Linked DNA regions of Homo sapiens: region 2 is linked to region 1. A link is an interaction called in ENCODE POLR2A ChIA-PET data of the cell type or tissue named here. Cell type or tissue: Caco-2. All regions are shown on one strand.

The links. ChIA-PET counts read pairs that join two places held together with the same protein. Peaks named below come from ENCODE experiments on the same cell type or tissue, not always from the same donor. Only the 100,000 strongest peaks of a DNase experiment are listed, where the experiment ranks them.
Region 2: POLR2A ChIA-PET joins it to region 1 with 5 read pairs; 2 of 35 experiments call an interaction of 5 or more read pairs at or near these places.

The regions. Positions count from the first base shown.
Region 1 is chr14:90,555,763-90,558,262 of GRCh38, reverse strand. The region is part of intron 19 of TTC7B (tetratricopeptide repeat domain 7B); the gene reads left to right. Among named protein-coding and RNA genes, the nearest start is that of TTC7B-AS1, 86 kb to the left of the region's middle. In Caco-2, no CTCF peak of the experiment used is centred here; a DNase peak (open chromatin) is centred at 1,052.
Region 2 is chr14:90,477,567-90,480,066 of GRCh38, reverse strand. No RefSeq gene overlaps it. Among named protein-coding and RNA genes, the nearest start is that of LINC00642, 24 kb to the right of the region's middle. In Caco-2, no CTCF peak of the experiment used is centred here; no DNase peak of the experiment used is centred here.

The DNA of each region.
Region 1 (2,500 bases):
ACCTCCCCAGGTGGACTTCACGGCCAGGGTCTGGCAGCCTTGCTGAGGACCACCTGCCATCCCCCACCCAGGCAGCCATGCCAGGCCAGAGGGGCACCCTGGCACGGAGGCTGGCCTTCCCAAGTGGACCCTGGGCTGGACGGCAGGCGTGGCTGCAGCACAGCTGGGAAATAATACCCCTTCCATACTCATCTATCGAGTGCCGACGGTATACCAAGAATGTGCCGGGGACTGCAGTGACTTTTAGCCAAGGACCACTTATTGAGTGTCTACTGGGTCCTCAGGACCACACAGGTGTCAGGAGATGCAGCGATGAGCGCCTGTCTTCAGGAGCCTGGCAGCTCTTCTCCTCTGCACCATTGGTATTTTTGAGCTTTCCAGAGTTTCCTGTAAATCCAGTCGCCTTCCAGAACTCCCCACTAGCCCATCGTCTGTCACCACTCCACTCCGCTGCCTGCCTTTAGAGAGTCAGGGAGAAAGTTGGGCTGCACTGCTCAGTGAGCCCGTGGTCCCCACACCCCAGGCAGCACCAGAGCAGGGGCGCTTCCCCCTCTCCCCCCGAGCATAGGCAGGGAATGGGGTTCCAGGGCTGCCATCTTGTTTGAGCTCAGTGTTGCTGCTGGAGGTGGAGACTCCAGCCAGGCCTCTGCTCCTGCAGGCTGAGTTGCCAAGGACCCTCCTCCAGGAAGCCCTCCCTGGCTGCGTTGGCTGCTGCCACTCAAGTCCTAGAAGAACAGATACACACTAAGGATATAGTAGGTGCTCCAACAAATATTCCTTGGGTGGAAGATTTCATCAAACCCCAGAATTTTCAGCTGGAGATCAAACCCTAGAATTTGCTGCTTCATTTTCTTGATTAGAACACTGAGGCTGAGAGAGAAGCCTCTGCCTAAGTGGCAGTTGATGGAGGTCACACAGCAGGGGTGGGAGCGTGGCCCTCTGCCCCACGTGACTTCTCCCAGCCCTGCTCTCCTGCAGGGGGAGCATACCTTCAGCCCTCTCGCTGAGATAACTGGGGACAGGCCTTTGCTGCCAGTGTTCAGTGATAAAAGATCAGCCCTGAGTACAGTGAGGCCCTCGCAAAGGGATGAGCCCCGCCCCACCCCACCTGAGGACAGGTAGAAGCAGAGGGCAGATGGGGCTCTGTCAGGGTCTTTGGGAAAGAGTGGGGTCAGAGTTTCTAGGACCCCCTGTCTCAGGCCGTGGGGCTCCCAGGAAGCCTCCCCGTGCAGCACTGCAGTGGCCGCATGGGAATGGCTTTCTGACCATGGAGACCCTCCAACACTTCCAGGTCTGACGCTTCCCTCGCCAGAGCCCTGGGGTCATAGCCCTGCCCATGTCCCCCCCGTTCCCTGGCTTCTGGGGGAGCTCAGCCTCTGCCTGGGCCTGCTATTCTCCCCTGTGGAGGCAGTGGTCCCAGGACCCCAGGGGAAGCCTGTGCCTGCAGCAGGGCCAAGTTCCCTCAGAGTATCCCTGATGCCTGCATCTCCCTGGCCTGGCGCACATGGCCTGGGGCACAGTGCCACCTTCCCCAAAGTGCAGGGGCACTGGCTTCCCCAGAGGGCAGGAGGGGTCTTTAGGGGGTGATTAGCACTAAACTTTCCACCACGAGGATCAGTCGGGCCATGGGGGAGTGCCAGCTTCCAGGCTGCTCTGTGCTGTTGGTTTCTGCCTGACTTCTTGTTGGGGAAGATAGGTAAAAATAAATAAGTCAACCAGGGAAATGTAGAAATAAGTGAACAGGAGTCTCTTGCCCATTACCAGTGGAAAAGTACCAGCAAGAGGGGCTGTGTTAGCACCCACAGAAGACCCTGGCTGGCATGCAGCAGGCCCCCCAGCAGCAGGACCCAAGCTTCCCCCCTCCTATGAGCTGACAGCTACCGCCACGTTCCAGCCAGCCTCTGAGCTAAAACTCACTGCCTCAAAGCACGTGATTTAAACGGCAGATGGGGGAGGGGAGGCTGGAGACTCTGGAATGTTACCAAGGACTGCCCAGGCTTCAGGGTAGGGGGGATGCCTGGCATCCCCACATATTGCTGGGGACCCCAAGGCTTCCTCCTGTCTCCTCTCCGCCCCCACGGGGCCCCCACCCAGCCAGCGCTGCCGCCAGTGGACCTGTCCTTCCTTTCTCGCTGACTGTCCTTTGATGTTACGTGGGACTTGCTGGCCTGACACTTTCAATTAGGTCAGTGCACCACGCGGCGCGCCGGAGGTGCTTGCGCTGGCGCTCCTGTGAGTGTGTTTGCTGAATTTCTGAGTGCTGTGCCTTAGGCTGCAGCCGGCAGGGAGCTCATGTGGACCCCGGGGCACCGGGATTCCCCATCACCCTCCCCTGACGGGTCCCCGGTGACCCTACCAGCAGCAGCACCCAGGTGCATGGACACAAGTGTGACCAAGTTATTCCACTCCCAGGGCTAGGCAGAGGCAGCTCTCAGCTTGCCTTCGTGCTCTTTTCCAAGGAGAAGGCAGATGCCTCCCTTGGTCTCTCCAGAGCTGAAGT
Region 2 (2,500 bases), 78 kb after region 1:
AAGGATAACTGCCTGAACAGGTTTTAAATGTAGACAAAAGTGCCCTATTCTGGGGGAGGGGGGAGTCAGAAAGGACATTGGTAAGGAAAAGAAGCAAGCACTGGGATTTAAGGCAGGAAGGGATAAGTTAAGTCTACTGTTTGTGCAAATAAGTTGGGTTTCTGATCAGGACTGCCCTTATCTATAAAGCTGCTAGCCCCTGGGCCTTGAAGGAAAAGGATAAACACCAGCTACGAGTCTCTTGGTTGTAGAACAAGAAGGCCTGGACAACAAGAACCCTTTTTCTGGACTAGTTCCATTGATGCTTTGTCCCTGAAGTTAGGAAGTACCTTGCCAGTAAGAGACTGCCTTTTAACATACATTTGATATTGGACAATGCCCCGGCCATGCAGAACCCCATCAGTTCAATACTGAAGTCAAAGTGTTCTACTTGCCCCCAAGCACAACATCTCTAGTTCAGACTCTAAATCAGGCAGTCATAAGGACCTTCAAGGTTCATCACATGCAGTGCTCTATGGAAATGATTGCCAACAATGCCGAAAAAAAAGCTGGTAGAACATTATGAAAGTCTAGAAAGAGGCTGGGCGCAGTGGCTCACACCTGTAATCTCAGCACTTTGCGAGGCCGAGGTGGGCGGATCACGAGGTCAAGAGATCGAGACCGTCCTGGCCAACAAGGTGAAACCCTGTCTCTACTAAGAATACAAAAATTAGCTGGGCATGGTTGCGCACGCCTGTAGTCCCATCTACTTGGGTGGCTGAGGCAGGAGAATCGACTGAACCCAGGAGGCGGAGGTTGCAGTGAGCCGAAATTGTGCCACTGCACTCTAGCCTGGTACAGAACGAGACTTCGTCTCAAAAAAAAAAAAAAAAAAGAAAAAAGAAAGTCTAGAAAGATTACACCATTGAAGATGCCATTGTTATTATAGAAAAAGCTGTGAAAGCCACGGTGCTTAAAACAATAAATTCCTGCTGGAGAAAACTGTGTTCAGATGTTGTGCATGACTTCATGACTTCATAGAATTTATAACAGGTCCAATCAAGAAAATCATGAATGGGCCAGGTGCGGTGGCTCACACCTGTAATCCCAGCACTTTGGAATGCCGAGGCAGGCAGATCACTTGAGGTCAGGAGTTAGAGACCGGCCTGACCAACATGGCAAAACCCCATCTCTACTCAAAATACAAAGAAAATTAGCTGGGCATGGTGATACACACTTGTAATCCCAGCTATCTAGGAGGAGGCTGAGGCGGGAGAATCACTTGAACCCGGGAGGTGGAGGTTGCAATGAGCCAAGATCACACTAGTGCACTCCAGCCTGGGTGACAGAGCAAGACTCTGTCTGAAAAAGGAAAAAGAAAAAAAAAAAAAGAAAATCATGATTGATATTGTGAATATGGTAAGAAAGGTGGTAGGGGGTGAGAGGGGTTGAAGAGTTTCAAGATATGCATCTTGGAAAAATTCAGGAGCTTGCCTTTCAAGTTGTCTGCTTGATCCTTTTCCAAGTGTACTTTCCTTCCTTTCATTTCCACTCTAAAGCTTTTTAATAAACTTTCACTCCTGCTCTAAAACTTGCCTCAGTCTCTCCTTCTGCCTTATGCCCCTCAGTCAAATTCTTTCCTCTGAGGAGGCAAGAATTGAGGTTGCTGCAGACTCCTATGGATACGGATTCGCCACCCGTAACATATTTTGGTGCCATGTGATTCGGACTGGGATACTTTCCCTAGTGGTAAGAGATTTGTATGCCTTGCCTTCTTTCGCTGGAGGTGCTCAACCCCTGTGTGTAGTTTTCTTCTCCCCTTTCACCCTCCTGCTTACTAACCAACCCCTCGGAACAATTCCACTTGGCCATAAGTGGCTCTGCTCCCCCCAGCTGATTTCTCACCTCACCCTAACAGGTGTCTCGCGGGGGTGGGAAGGACCTTAGGGTCTGCACCTCGTAAAACTGAGGCTCATGAGAGTGATAGGGCTAAAGCCTAAAACAGGGCACTGTATGGGGTTTCCTCTGCTTTTTCAACTAAAATCAGATCTTTCCCAAAAACCTGAAAACAACAACAAAAAGAAGCTAACAGACAGAGGAATGAACAGAAGACGATTTGATGGAGAGGAGTGCTTCTGAACCAGTGCCAGACAATGAGGAAAAAGACATAGAAGAGCCAGTGCCACAAAACAATGGACATTAGGCAATCTGACCGAAGGGTTCTGATTATTCAACACTGTTTTTTACTTCTTTTACAACATGGACCTGTCTATGATATGAAGCCCTGAGACTAAAGCAAACAGTGGAAGAAGACTTGGTACCAAATAGAGACATTTTTAGAGAAATATAAAAGCAAAAATTTCAGACAAAAATTACATTATATTTACATAAAGTTACACCAAGTGTCCCCGCTTCTCCTGCCCCTTCTTCCTCCTCCTCCTCTACCTCTTCTACCTCTGACACTCTTGAAACAACAAGATGAACCCCTTGTCTTCCTCCTCCCTGTCAGCCTACTCAACAT